Linked DNA regions of Mus musculus: region 2 is linked to region 1. The links are chromatin loops, found by intact Hi-C in ENCODE. Cell type or tissue: left cerebral cortex. All regions are shown on one strand.

Region 1 (8,000 bases):
ATTCCTCATTTCCGGTCTCTAACCAACTATACTTACTATGTCACCCAGATCTGCTGCTATGGGAAATGTCCATTGGAGGTGAGGTGGGAATTGAAGAGCAGTTAGGGAATTCCCCACCCCCACTTGCCTATCCAGCAACCATAACAGCATCAATAATGCTCTTGTTCACAGAAACTTGGTGCTTAGTAGACTTATGGTGGTGGTGGTAATGGCTTCTTCTGCAGACAGTTCTTTGGGGTTTTCCACTCTCTTGGCTCCCCTGTCCAGTTCAGTGTAACAAGTCCCCTCATAAAATCTCTACCAAGCCCAATCAGAAGAGCCTCCTGGTTACCACTCTCTGCAGAGTATGCAATGACGAAACCAAGCAGATAGAATCAGACATTCCAAGTGGACAGGTAACATCATGAAGCTCCATTTCATATGGGCTTCATTTCATTACATTTTCTTTGTAAGGGTTTAGGTATGGACATTTTGTCTACACAGGGGATTTTTAAATGTTATGAGGTATTGTGAAATAACAAAAATTTTTTAAAGGAAACCATGAAGTCAAGTTCACTTTAAGGACACACAAATTATGGACTTGAATAAGTGGATCAAACATTCACAACAGGCTAAGGAAGGGCTGCTGCAAGGGAGTAGAAAAGGGACTTGATTACATGACTAAGACTTCAAACAACCCAGGCGGGAATGGGTGGAAGGACTATACAAGGTTGATGTCTCTGCCTTGGGTTTTGAGCCCAAAGCCACTAATTTAGCTAAACCAGCAGATAGGGAGAAAGGCAAAGGTAAACTTGAACTACTGAAACTACCGAGCATGAGCTAGAATCTCAAAAAATAACAGACTGGATCAGTTTCCTACCGTCCTCATCACTGGTAGTACCAGGGGCATAAGCGCCGCCCTATTTGTACAAGGGGAGCAGATGACTGGCACAGTGTGGCACCCTCTGCCAACATGCTGATATCCAGGGTGTAAAGTAAGCCGACTGTACCATAACTTTTGCTTTATAAATCCTTCTGAGGTTTCTCTCATTGCCGGTGCCAGCTCAGGGACATAGATATCAGTTCAGGAGAGTAGAGGGTCTTCCAGCACAGGAAACTCAACAGTTCAAAGCCACCACAGTTCATCCCTTTATAGTTGGCATCTACATGCACATTCCTCCTTATCCAGACTTGCTATCTAACTAAAGACCTTTGCAAAATCACGCTTCTACAAAAGCCACTACCATTGCTACACCACCTGTTAAAAATGCCTTAACGCTTTCTGCCAGAGAAAAAAATCTCTTTTATTCCTCTTGGATCAAATTCATTTCAATTTTTGTTGATACAACTAATAGATCAATATAAATTTATTACTACTGTGAGTAGGGAACTGGGAAAAATACAAGTGTGTGTGTGTGTGTGTGTGTGTGTGTGTGTGTGAGTGAATGTGTGTATGTGTGTGTATGTATAAATATGTATGTATGTGTATGTATATATGTGTGTATATGTGTGTGTATATGTGTGTATGTGTGTGTACATGTATGTATGTATGTGTGTGTGTGTGTGTGTGTGTGTTTGGTGTATTCACACCAAAATAAAGTACAAATACCTGTATGTATCCTGTTTTTACAGGTGATTATGTAGATTTTTAAGTACTCCATATTCTTTTCATCCTCACGGTTTTCCCTGGGCCCTTGCCTGTTAGAGAGATGCAAGCCCTTCATAGTCCTCGAGAATCAGAGCCATTGGCAACCTGAACTGGATTGAGTTTGTGGTTTTCTCCTAGTGTTGGTATTAAAAATATATGCACTGCACATCCCTATACACAATCATATAAATCTCCCTTGGGCTGACATAAGAATTACCAGTGCTCCGTATCTTTAAACAACAGCAATGTATTCGCTCATCACGCAGGAGGACTGAAGTCTGCAGTAGAAATATCATCAGGTTTGGTTCTTTCTTGGAAATGAAGAGGGTGAACAGGCCACCCCAGCCCACTCTCTTAGCTCTGGGCAATTTTCAGAAATTCCCAGAATTCCTTGGCTAGAGCAGCAACCCCAGCCTGCATCTGTTGTCACATGCCCAACTTCCCTCTGTGTTTCTGCTTACAACACCAACCACGCTGGACCAGGGCCCACCTTAATTATTTATGATCTCATTTTAATTTAGTTACATCAACAAAGACTCTGTTTCCAGATTACAAAGGATTAGAATTTCAACCTATAGGTTGAGGGGAAGCAATTCTGTCTAAAATATTGGGATGCCTGAATCTACATTTCAGAAGTCCCCCACCCCCACCCGCCTCAGTTTGTAGGGATGAGAGAGAACTGAATTTCACCTGCTGCCCACCATAGCCTTCCCAGGCAGTAACTCCCGTTTTCCCCACGTTGACCACATGAGGAGTGCAGGGTGGCTCCATTGCAACCTCAGCTTTCAAGGTAATGAACTCCTGTCTGTGTCTCTTGGTAGAAGCATTCTCCTTTTGGGACTGGAAAACTCTCAAACAGTAGGACCTGAAGTTATGAGGTCAAAAAACAAACTTTCGCTCTGTGTCACCATCAGTAACACTGAGAAGAGCCACTCCTACTTTCAACCTTGATTCCAAAAGTCCTGGCTACGGAGGAAAAGTGCAATCTGACTTTCACCATACATCTCATCCCAGGGCACACGTATGTTCCTGGGCCTAGCGGGTGTTACCATACAGCAGGGGCTATTATTCTTCAAAACCTGACTCATCATTCTTTCTGCCATTTGCTTTAGCAATCATGGGGACAGGATGAATTCCAAAGTCATGAGTCCGGTGCCATACCTTGTCTACTGTAAAGTTAGTTTCTTGTCCAGAGCGATGCTCTGTAAAACACAGCAAACGTGTGGTGATGCTACCCCAGATGGTATCGCGACGCTACCCCAGATGGTATCGCGACGCTACCCCAGATGGTATCGCGACGCTACCTCAGATGGTATCGCGACGCTACCTCAGATGGTATCGCGATGCTACCCCAGATGGTAGTTCTGATACGAGCACAGTGAGGGAAGGCAAACCCCTCTCCTACTGCGAGTATCTATTCCACTGAGAACAAAGCAGTGCTACTTCTGTGATGAGTGTGGCTCGATGTATCAATGAAATCGATCTGGCAGCAGGTGGCTGGCAGGTAGTTCTCCTGGGCTCACGCTCCCCCTCAAGGATTGGTGCCATGTGTGGAGTTCAGCGTTGGTTTGCAATGCCAGGAGATGGGGCACTCTAGAGCAGCCTTAGTCTGGTTAGCTGTGGTAAAAAAGGGACCCATGTTGTGAGCCCATGCATAAATGTCGTCCTCATGGGATCATTGGCCAAGGGAAAGGCTGGCTGGGAGTCGGCTAGCTATCACCTAAGGAGCAGGGCCAGAGAGTCTACCTAATGAGGAAAATCCTCTCCTGATCTTATTCTTGGGGAAGTGTGGACATAGACAGACATGCCTTCTATGTGGCTGCTGAATAGTCACATTCTGGTTCCCCAGACACAGTCTTCCTGTCATGATCCCTTTAAGTCCTTGATTAGCCACCTACACTGTTAACTGTTCTCCATAATCAATGTAAACCTTGAGCAATCTTGAACTCCAGACCAGCAGTTGTCAATGGGTATGCGTGTGCGTGTGCGTGTGCGTGTGCGTGTGCGTGTGTGTGTGTGTGTGTGTGTACACATGATGTGGCAGGGAGTGAGATCCGTGCCACAGTGTGGAGGTCAGAGGACAACTTTGTGGAGCTAGCTCTCTCCTTCTACCATTTTGTGGGTTGAACGCAGAAACTGAAAGCAGGCCACCAGCCTTGTGCCTTACCCACTGAGCCATCTCACCAGCATATGGTTGTGATTTTTAACTTAACAAACGGAGCATGTTTGCACCTTCTACACTGTCAGCAGTAAACAAATCATTACTTCTCCAGAAAGATCTCGTTTCTGCTGGGAACGCAGGTTAGGGCACATCCAGGTTCTTGGCATCGGTTCCTGTGACCTAGTTGCTCCTCTTGTGAAAGGATGAGAAAAGCCCGCCATGTCCCTTACTCTTGTGTCCTCAGTGCTCTGACTTCTCCCCAGAACCACAGCTTGGTGTGTGGGAGTCTGATTTATTCTAAGATGGGTGATCCTACCTAGTCTTCTCTTACTATGTGCTTTGTAGAGAAGGTACTTTTAAAAGCAGCCCACTCTCAGCCTAAATACAATCCTAGGCAAGAGAGGGGTGGCTCTATGCTGTCAGTTTAACACAAACCTAGACATATTTGGGAAAAGGAGATTGGAACCAAATAATTTGCCCACAGATTGGCCTGTAGGCAGGTCTGTGGAGGCATTTTCTTGATTAATGACTAAGGTTGGGGTAGGGGCAGCCCACTGTGGGTTGTGCCACTTGGGGGCAGGTGGTTTGTGGTTGTACAGAAAACCGGACTGAGCAAGCCGTGTTCCTCTGTGGCCTCTGCTTTAGTTCCTGCCTCTGGGTTTCTGCCTTGGCTTCCACTGACAGTGGGCTGTAACTTGTAAGCCAGATCAATCCTTTCCTTCCAAATTGCTTTCAGCCATAGATAGCCTTTACAGCTAAGACACTTACTAGGTCCCATCATTTTGATCAGACAAGCATCTTAACTGCCTACCTTCTGCACTCCTGGAACTCTTATCGGAAAGAACAAAAGTCAGAGACATAGTGGGGGAGGGGCGGCAAGGGAAAATCTCATAGACTGAAGTAATCAGAGCACTAATTGTGATGGAGAAAATTAGCTTAATGTTATATTCTACTTTTAAAGCTATGGAAAAATTCTCGCCACATGCATATGAAGGCAAAACAAAACGTAGGCATGGAAAAAATGACTGACTTTAAAAATAGCAAAATACTTAGCCAAGCTTGGAGTCATTAAAGTAATGCAGCTCCCGACGGTTTATAGGCTTCTGTTTTTAATTAGCTGAAAGAGTGCAGTGCTCGGCCCAAGCAGGCATCTAGCTGCTCCAACAGACTTGTTAACTTTCACCCCACGTCTTTAGCTTCCCAAAAGGTGCTGAGACATTGGATCAGGGCAGTTCTAAAAGTCACAATAATCTAGAGCAGTAAGGATTTGTCTTTTTCAGGGATTCATAGCTCTGAAGAGGCACTTGTGACCATGGCAACTCTTATAAAGGAAAACATTTAACTTACATGTTAACATTTAACACATAACATTTATAGTTCAGATGCTTAATCCGTTATCATCACGGCGGGAAGGAAGGATGACGGTAAAGACAGACATGGTGCTAGAGAGGTAGCTGAGAGATCTACATGCGAATTGGCAGGCAGCAGGGGGAGAGAGAGAGTGACTCTGGGTGTGGCTTGAGCTTCTGAAACCTCAAAGCCCTCCCCAGTGACACACTGCCTCCAACAAGACCACGCCCCCCTCAAGAGTGCCACTCCCTATGAGTCTATGGGGCCACTTTCATTCAAACCACCACAGAAGTCTTCAACCCTTACTCGACAGGGAAATATCAGAACTTCTGACTAGGCGTTCCTAACTTGGAGCTGGGAATTGTTTTAGTTCTGCCAATAAAGAGGCAAACCCCACCACAGCCAAAAGGTGGTGTAGTGATTAATCCACTACCTAGATGATAAGGATTTGAAAGGCTCACCACCAAGTCCTCTGACAGAAAAGGCCTCTGGGCTTCTATCTTAGATCTCATAGAAAAGTCACAGCACCCTGTGTCCTTTCTAGGGGATGGAGTGATGGGCCCCATTTTGGCCCTGGTCTGGGCCTTGAGGACAAACCCGAGCCTGGCTCTAGTTTTGAAAACTGTCTCAGTCACTTTCATAGTGGAGTGACTTAGTACGACCTGCTCAAGCCTGCCTTTGCTTAGCCACTGCTGACAGAGAATAACTTTGTTGGCTCTGTCAGTCACCCCATACCCTCTGTCACTCTTCCCCACCTCTTACGTCATCTTGCCTCACCAAAATTCCCCACCTCCTTCCTCAACCCTATATAAACAAAAGACTGATACAATAAAACGAGTTCCTGCTTTGACAGACTCCTGGCTCTGGGTGGTTATTCTCTGGACCGGCAGGAGATCCGAGACACTCAGCATCCTGCTTCAGCCCCAGGAAGAGACTCCGCTGGATCCAGTTCTCTCCTCTCAGTCTAGACCTGCCAGCAGAGAGCCGGCAACGCGGTTGGCATGAGTGCTAACCATGCATTCCAAACACAATACCTCTTAAAATTAGGCCTTTCCTCTCTGTCTTCTTCCTCCCCCCTCCTCCTCCCTCTCCTCCCTCCTCCCCCTCCCCCTCCTCCCCCTCCTCCTCCCTCTCCTCCTTCCCCTCCTTCTCCTCGTCCTCCTCCTTCTCCTCCTCCTCTTCCTCTCCTTGTCCTCTTCCTTCTCCTCCTCCTTTTCCTCCTCTGTCCTTTCCTTCTTTATTTTTTTAAACGTGGTTTATTTATTGTTATTTTATGTGTGTTGGTATCTTGCCTACATGCATGTCTGTATGAGGATGTCAGAGCTCCTGGAACTGGAGTTACAGACAGTTGTGACTTGCCATGTGAGTGCTGGGAATTGAACTGAGGTCCTCTGGAAGAGCAGCCAGTGCTCTTAAACTCTGAGTAATCTCTCCAGCCCCCCTTTTTTTATTTTAAAGACTTTATTTCAATGGTTATGTGTGTGTGTTGGGGGGTACATACATCAAGGAAGTATCCTTCTTCATCATTCCCTTCCTATTTGAGGCAAGGTCTCTCCCTGAACCTAGGACTCACATTTTCTCATCTAGGTCAGAAGCTTGCAAGTCTCAGAGATTCTCCTGCTTCTGCCACCCTTGAAACTGAGGTTCCATCTATGAGTGGGGCCTCCGGCTTGTTGGGTGGATACTTAGATCCAAACCCTGGTTCTCACCGCTGTACAACAAACTTATAAACTCATAGCTGCCACACTATCTCTCCAGTCCCTCAGTTGTTAAAATGCTGGGGTACTGATATAAATAAAGATGTATAGATGAATGGAATACAATGGAGAGACTGGAACTAAGCTCATGGTCAAGCAATGCACATCTGCTCCTCTTTTCAACAAATGGTACTGGGAAAACTGGATATCCACATACCAAAGAGTCAAGCTGGACCCTTATCTTAATACCACTTGTCAAGACTAACTAAAAATGATTCAAAGAACACTTAATGTAGGAGATAAGATTACAAAATTTGTAGAGGAAAACAGAGGGAATAACTTTGAGACTTTGAATTTGGCAATGTATTTCTTGGACATGACACATTGCACATATCATATACACACAATAATAAATTTAATAAATCTTAATCCAGTCCTCTTTCTTTGCATATTAAAAAAGTTTTTTACCTGTCCAAATATTAAAAGAAGGATTAAATTGGGATTTGGGCCACAGTCTAGACTTTGTAGATAAATGAAGTAAGTCAAAGAGAATAGAGCATGAAAGGCAGGGCTGATACACAGTGAGAGGTGTCATGTAGTACACTAGGGCTTCTTTACTCCGATTTGTTTTGACTCACGGATGCCTCTGTTGACTAATTAAGTTGTCCAAATGTGACTCTAGGCCAAGGCACATCCCATTTCCTTTTCAGTAAATCAGTGTAGCAGGCAGAGAAGAGTTATTAATAACTAAGCACCAGGGGTGGAATTAATCAATTAGCACTGAAGCAATAGTTGGTCGACTACAGCTCTTCCTGGAGAAAGTACAAAATGATACAAGTAGAGTAAATGAAGAAGTACAAAGCTTCAGCTATGTGCGATGCTATGGCTGCACTTACAGAGCTTAAGCACGCTATTACGTGAACTATGCATGGGTGGTAAAGTTAAAAAGGGCAAAGAGCTTCTTGAATCTTTTAATAACGATTTCTACCACCTAGGACACTAGGGGGGCTGAAGGATGCTCGGGTCCCCCAGAGCATTCTATCTCCCACACAAAAGCAACTTTACAAGTATTTATGGTGTAACGATTTGTCATGCTATATACTCGTCGAAGACACTTTTCCATAGGTGACATTGAACAATAAAAAAAAAATGAAATTTAAAACGG
Region 2 (8,000 bases), 77 kb after region 1:
TTCACAGGGAACTGGAGTTTGACTCACAGCAGCCATACCAGGGAGTTCACAATTACCTGGAACACTATCTCCAGGGGACTACAACACCTCTGGTCTCCAACAGCACTCATGCCTACACGCACACATATGCACACACCAGTAATTAACAGTAAATCTTTAAAAAAGAGAAATGTTTAAAACTCTTCCACTTATGGCATTGTTGTTACCTGCCACACTTGGTCCATGAGCCACAATTTGCTATTCTGTTGCTTAGATCCTGTCACAGTGAAGAGCTCAGGGCTGACAGATATGCTCAGTGTGGTTGGTGCTCTGGGTTCAGTTCTTAGTACAAGAAAAAGGATTGGCTGTTCAGCCATGGTGTTACCTAGTGGCCCAAAGTACTTAGCTTCTCCTATGTTCTCTCACCTCTATTCAACCCAGCTTGGGTTGTGTGTTTCCTGCAGAAAATGCTCCCCTGAGCAACTGAGAAAAGCCTAGTCACTCCACCGTTGGTTAGCAAGGGAATGGGGACTTGAGTCCTTGAGCTGTCAGGAACTCAGTTATGCCATTGATGTAAACGAGTTAGGAGGTGGATATTCACCTCAAACCTTCAAACAAGATGCTAGCTGACGGTTGGTATGGGCTTTGTGAGGTTGTAGGCAGACGTGCGGCACACTGAACTCCAGTTTCTGAACTACAAAACTCTGAGATCATAAACGGGTGGTATCTTAAGCCACTAAGTCTGTGGTAATTTGCTATGCCTCAATAGAAAATGAACAAACTGCGAATTGTGGTTTGCAGGGGACAGTTCCTGCAAATGTGGAGGAGCAGACAATGGCAGGACAAGGGGTGTTCTGAGAAACGAAGTCCAATAACCAGACAGACCGTAGTGCAATTGTTTATACACCCTATAGCCTAGAGGCGCTGGGCAGCTATGATTCATTGTATCTATTCTCAATGGCCATAAATGTTTCATCACCTGGAGAGGGAGGTTTTATTTGTAATGATGAAGGGATGTTAGGAATTTCAGGTAATTATTGTTGATCTTGTTGGAGAATGATTTAGTTAATTGCTGAGTGGCTGTACCGACTGCCCCCCCCCCTTTTTTTCTTCCAGATGGGTTTTCTGTCTGGCAAGTGTTTGCAACTGAGGAGTAGCTACTAAAGTGTAATTGTAGAGAAGAGCTGGGCCATCCAGAGGAGGTTTGACATCCTGACTAGCAGGTCATATTCTCCACAGGACACTTGGCAAATGGCTGTAGCTACCTATGGCATACACCCATGATGGCAAATATCAAGTGACCAAGACATTCAAAAGGGCGCTTAAGGATAACAAATGGCTAGTCCCCAATGATTGCATATAAAAACCCGAACAGAATCCAGAAAGTCTAATCACTTAGCTTTTAGAAATCCATTATTTCTTCCAGACAGCAGCACTTAGGGGATCAGAACGGCTTATTTCAGAATACACACTGAGAAAGCACAGGACACTGGAGCTTAGCGCCCAGAACCTCATGATCAAAGATTTGTGAAACTAACAGCTACCACACAAAGAAGATGTAGCCCTTAGGATGCATTTTTGAGTACTCCTATGAGATCACAATCTAATTGCGGTGTAATTGCCAGCTGCTGATAATGTTTTTTCTTCCTACAGTTTGTGCTGTCTAGGGTTTGTGCTTCTATTAGGGCTGAAGCTGAATAGGTGACTAGGGTGGCCCAGGACACCACAGCAGCAATAATCAGAAGTAAAAAAAAAAAGGGCAGATCTGCTGAATTCATTTCATATCAGAAGGTACAACACTCAATTTCCTTGGCAACCAATTAAGCTAATTGTATTGAATTGTCAGACCTCATTAATGAAATTCTGTATAGATAGTTTCTAGCATTGCAATGATCACCTGGTTTCAAAGTGAGAAATTGAATACAGGGGGAGAGATGTGGTTTTTAGCCTGCTTTTACTGTAACAACTCTAATCGGGAAAAATAAATAAGACACAATACAAAGGGATGCTGTCTACTATGAGAAGTAATGAGAGAAACAAAATACATTTGCAAGATGTAACGAGACAGTCATAGAGGCGCAGGATGGATAACGGCTGTTAAAACGGTCAGGCAGAGGACAGAGATTCGCATCACATCACTGTGTCAGGCTGGAACCCCTGCTCATCTCCTGCACAAGCTGGGAAACCCTGTCTGCCTCTCCCAACTCTGTCTAGAGAAAACTCCCTCGCTCAAACACATCATCACCCTTGTCTCTGTGTTTCCAGCAACCCACCCAAGAGTGCCCGCTCAGGGGCTCATTTTCTGACCATGTATAGACATAATCCCAGCTCCTAGCTCTCGAGTCATCAGCCTACACCAAAGACCCATAAAACCCCCTTGCTTTAGCCTGGATTTGTGACTTCACAGACCTCCACCTGTGAGATTGGTGCACCCACCTGAGAGCTGCCTTCTAATAAGCCTGCATTATCTACTTTTAACCCGGTCTAATCTGGCCTATGTCTGTGTCACCGTGGGATAAAAAAACAAAACAAAACAAAACAAAACAAAACAAAACAAAACAAAAAACAAAAAAACCCTATCACAATGTATTGGCTTAACAGATTACTTGTAAATAGCATGATGGGGCTCTTTTTAACAATCACAATGGAAAAATATGGCCTTTTCTCTTTTGGTAACTGAAATTACTGTCTAATGATTCCACTATTACTAGCACATGTGACTCTTGTGCTAACACTTCATAAATTATATGAAATGACCTGTCTTCTGGTTAACATGGTTAAAATGGAAGTTGGATCTAGAGATTCGACTAGATTCAAGTTAACGCTGACACAAAAAGAGCTAAGTGACACTGTGAGAAAGCAACTGGACACATTGCGCATGCGTAGGCACGCGTGCCTTCTGTAACAGGATTGGAATGGGCTTCAGAATAGAAAGGAAGACTCTGCAGACACTAAAGGGGCAGAAACAAATCCAACACAAGGTCTTTGATTGGATTTTGGTTAAAAAAGCACACATTGGGTGAATGTGACTATTATTGTTCAAATACGAGGCGGGGGGTCTTCACAGGAAAGACACAGCAAAGTAAAAAGAACTCAGTCATAACTCATTTGATGAAGAGACTGCAGAGATGTATGGGCAGGGTGAAGGAAGCAGTATGTTGCTGATACATCGTGGCTTGGCAGAGAAGCCAATGCCTGCCCTTCTGAGAGCAGAAGGAGCGAGCCTAGGGAGAGTGATGAGCTCAGAGTAGCTGCCTAACGAGAGAGTGGCAGATGCAGCCAACGCCATGGCACTGACTTGGTGGGGAGAGGAAGAGAAAAAGCAACCTGGCTCCTCCCCGGCTCTGACCCCACTTTCTGGTTCTTGCTTAGTGTGCCTCATTGCCTCGCCTGTCTATGGGCACCTCCCATTGGTTGATGTTGATTGGCTGTAGAAGCCAGCCTCTCCCGGATCAGAGCTGAGTAGATAAGCCATCTGAGGATCAAACGCCGGGGGAGTCTAAAGCACAGCTGGGTGTTCACAGTGGATTAGAGAATTATCACTAATTGTTAGGTGTGATAACGGTGTTGTAATTATCAGAGACTGAACGGCTTTAGGTGTTTTTTAAAAAATGCATGCTAGAGTATTAAAGGATAAAATGCACGATGTTTCACATTTGTTTTGAAATGGTTCAGCAGGACATGCCAGTTTAATGAAGTGATAGATACGAAACAAGTATAGGAACCGGTATATTGGACTTTTTTCCTTCGCCAATGCCAGCTTTACACATTCGGGCTCCAGTTATGTCACACATGAAGAAGTGGTTCTTGCCCCTTTCTCCTAAACCAGCACCTGGCATGCAATAGATGCTCAAACACGGCATTTGTGTTTGTCTTGTTCACACACCCCTCTCTCATGGATGTTCATATATCCTGGATGTTTGAAATAACCTTCTATCATAAAGAAATTTATTACATGATTTTTTTTTTTGTTTTAAGAACAAGGACAGCTGTAAGGGGTAAGAGGGCTATCAACTAATATAGTACAGTAGTCAATCCAAGAAAACTAAAAGAGCTTTGAATTTAAAGTACCATGTGTATTTCATATATGGAAGCTTTAAAAGTCAGCTAAATGTAGAGTAGCCATGGCTGGAGATTGGGAAGGGGGTGGGTAGCTGGGGAATGAAAAATGAGGTTATTACAGACCATATGGATGTGTAGAAACATCAGTCTGAGCCTTAGTAAGGTGAATAATTCATATCCATCCGTAAAAGTGAAAAAAAAAAAAAAGAAAAAAACAAGTTCCAAGCGAGTAACAGAAAGGAAGTCGCTTTCAAAAGAGGAGAGAGATGATAATGGAAAACAGGAAGTCGGTAGAGGGGGTGCTTTGGTTTAAGGTCCACTGTTCACCCTTCCTGTCGTTAACAACCCCCCCCCCATTTTATACTTTTCCTTTCTCTCTGACACAAAAAAGAGGGGTAGTTAGGAAGATTGTGGATCATCAGGTTGCCATCCTTATTAAAAGCATCTGTTGCCAAGTCTATCCACCCATATTTTGGTCTCTTATTGATGAACCTCTTGAGAATTATTGTCTTTCGAGCCTTTAACCCTCATGTTATTAAGATAAATATATACCTGTGTAATCTTTATTACTTCCTATGTCTCTAAACAATACACTCGGGTGGTGCAGGGTGATAGTCGTCACTGAACCTAGACCCACCCTTTGGTCTTTCGCAATCCTGTTGAGGTGGGCTGCTTGGTGTGGTGAAAAGCCCGGCTAGCTCAATCAGTACAGCATAGGACTTTTAACCTCAAGGTCGTGGGTTCCTGCCCCACATTGGGTGCCAAAATGTAGCATAACCAATTTAAGCTTATCCCTGACTAGCTTACAAGTAAATGAGAGTCAGACTTTGGTTATTTTATTTGGCTTTGACAATTACTGGGATGTAACCCCTAATGTATTCTTCTAACTCCCCACCTTGCTACTTCCCCAGTGGTATACCCCAGATACTTGCTGTTTCTCCTGACCACGTGCTCATGGTTCTGGTCTGTCTCCCCTCATAGTGGCTTCCTCTCTCTTCTTGTTCTTCCTCCTTTTCCCCTGGTCTCTCCTCCAACTAGGTCACTCCAAACCCTAATCCCTCCAGTAATTGGCTATATCCAATTTTATTTAACTTTTAAGTCAAGGAACAAGGTTTGCACAACAAAATCTTTTAAATATGAGAAGTCACTCATAGGCCTAGACCTTCTGGTATAGAATTTAGCATTACAATACATAGCAACAGACCAAACCTCAATATCTATATGCTATAAATTCCTTTTTGTCTTATTCTATGTGCCTCACCACGGCTCATAAGGTATGCTGTGATTTGGCTTCGGTTTTGTTACTAGACCTAAATCCAACTCCTCATCACTCAAGAGTCAATACATGGAAAATGAAAACATGAGAAATGGGGGTTAATGGGGAAGATCTTAGATTTATTCAAATGCTGGCTAGCTCTCTGCAAAGATGGTGTTGTCTTCAGCTACTCCCCCCTGAAAAAGACCATCTTTGGGAACTCAGGTTTTCAAATGGTTCTTTTATAGGAGAGGCAATGTGTAGAGCAACAGCAGATAAAGTACACTGGTTAGCTTTAACTGCCAAGTTGACACAGCCTGGAATCACCTGGGAGGACAGTCTTCATGGAGGATTTTCTAGATCCAATTGGATGGTGGGTAGGTCTGTGGGGAATTGTCTTGGTTGTTAATCTATGTAGGAAGACCCAGCCAGCCAACCCAGGGAGAGACTATTCTGTAGCTTCAGGCTTGAGCTGGGTAACAGTACAGAAAACAAGCAAGCCAGGAAGCAAGCAGTCCATATGGGCCTCGTTCAGCCTCTCTGTCATGCATATTCTATACAAACAATTAAAACTCATGCCACCCAAACTATTTTCATCCCTGTGTCACAGATGATGAAAGTTAAGAGAGCGTTAATTGGTTTAAAAATGATTGCTGACCTCCCAGAAAAGAAGAGCTGGCTGACTGCCAAGTTTCATGGAAAAAAAACAAAACAAAACAAAAAAACCCAAAGCCAGGCTTGCCTTATTGCCTACTCGCAGATGGCTGAACTGAGATTCAAGCCCAGATAGCCTGAGTCCTTTCATAAAACCTTGGGCTTTCCCAGGCATAAAAGCTGAGCTGAGCTCTACCACGGCTTTTATTTTCAGCTTCCTGATCTTGCAAACAGATCAGCAGGCACTGCTATCCTCGGCCCCCAGTGCTATGCTGGGTAGTGTTGTAGGCAAAAGCAAAGCCATCCCGTCCATCTTACTGTCATCGAATTCCAGGTGCTGATCATGCCAAGATGGAGCCAGGACTTTTCCATCCTTGAAATTTACAATTTACCAATTGTGTGGCAAGTATGTGTCTCCCTTTGGAAGTATGATATGCAGGTCAACAGACTGCCATATGCTGTCTCAAGTCGGGTAACTGGAGATCCACACATCTCTGTTTTTGCTCTTCTCCAGTGAAACTTATCAATGAGTGCTGCTCCACTTGCCATTATGTAAATACCAAACTAAAGCTTGGAGATCACATAGCCACAGGGCCAGTAAGTAATATACATATTCAGACAGCTGGGTCTAAATTTTACCACACCTGAGGTGTGAGTGTGAGTGGGTTGGGTAGCTTTTGTACCCCTTAACCCCGAATCTTTGCATTTTTTCACAATGTATGGCACACAGAGACCTGCACATTCATCGTCACTGGATATGTGAATGACTGCAAACATGATAAGAAGACGTAGAAGAGAAACCTGGAAGCCACTCGCAAAGCCAGCCCAGAGAAATTTCTATAAACATCACAGGGGCTTTGTAAATAGCTGCTGAAGTGTTTTGTACATGAACTAAAATTCAAAACTTATTATGTCTGTCAGTTAAATGAGAGAGCCAATAGATGCCACATCCTGCTTTCCGATATAGGAAAAGTAATCCTTAAATAAGACAAGGCTTAACAGAGCACATGACCAATGTTAAATTGTGTGACAGACTTCAAGAGATAGTGATGGATATGGAATAGCTGGCATGAGGCTCTTACAGTTAATTCTTTAATAGACTATGAAGAACAGTATTTGGTTAGAAGGAAAGAAGAGAAAAAGTTGCCCACAGGTGTAATAAAAATCACAACAAAGAAATAAACACAGAGGATTTGACGGACAGATGGAGAAGAAATTTGTTCTATAGTAGAGGATGCAAGGTTGGAAAGAATGAGAAATCAGACGTATGATTGGAACATTGTCTTGGTTACACTTCTTGGCTGTGGTAAGACACTATGACCAAGGCAACCTTTAAAGGAAAGTATTTAATTGGGGCTTGTGGACAGTTTCAGAGAGTGAGTCCATGACCAGCTTGGTAGGGACCTGGCAGCAGGCAGGCAGACATGGCACTGAAGCAGTAGCTGGGAGCTTTACATCTTACAAAAGTTGGAGGTGGGGGCGGGGGAGGAGAGAATATGAATCTGAGTCTGGAATTGGCTTTTGAAACGTCAAAGCCCACCCCCTTGTGACACACCTCCTCCAACAAAGCCACACCTCCAAATCCTTCCCAACCCTTTCCACCACATAGGGACCAAGTGTTGAAATAAATGAGTCTGTATGGGCCATTCTTATTCAAGCCACCACAGGTGTATTGTTGTTTCCAAGGCAGTGAAGGCAGAATATACCCAGTGTTAACAGTACCCAGAAAGACATAATGAAATTACAAACCACTAAACATGTCTCCCAAAAATGAAAGGGATAATGATACTCAGATAGATCGGAAGAAAGATCATTAGGTTATTTATTAATTTCCAGCAACTTCGTGGGGGGGTTGGGGGGTGGAGCTGATCAAGAGAAATGCTCCTTCCACTACCAACACTCAAAAATTTGGAATGAAATTATTTGAGTGCTGGGTAATAATGATGTTAAAGGGAACAGAGGTGGGGGCAATGGAATCTACGTACAAGCAAAGAGAACATGGGGGTCATACTAAAGTACTCTGAGGGATTTAAATACAGTATATGTATAT

Evidence for each region. Peaks named below come from ENCODE experiments on the same cell type or tissue, not always from the same donor. Only the 100,000 strongest peaks of a DNase experiment are listed, where the experiment ranks them.
Region 2: it touches region 1 in a loop (2.6-fold over the local background); 5 of 42 quality-filtered maps call a loop at or near these places.

What each region holds. Positions count from the first base shown.
Region 1 is chr13:113,772,331-113,780,330 of GRCm38, reverse strand. No RefSeq gene overlaps it. Among named protein-coding and RNA genes, the nearest start is that of Arl15, 18 kb to the left of the region's middle. In left cerebral cortex, no CTCF peak of the experiment used is centred here; DNase peaks (open chromatin) are centred at 2,009 and 4,094.
Region 2 is chr13:113,694,994-113,702,993 of GRCm38, reverse strand. No RefSeq gene overlaps it. Among named protein-coding and RNA genes, the nearest start is that of Hspb3, 35 kb to the right of the region's middle. In left cerebral cortex, no CTCF peak of the experiment used is centred here; DNase peaks (open chromatin) are centred at 2,862 and 3,306; H3K4me3 peaks cover 307 bases; H3K27ac peaks cover 268 bases.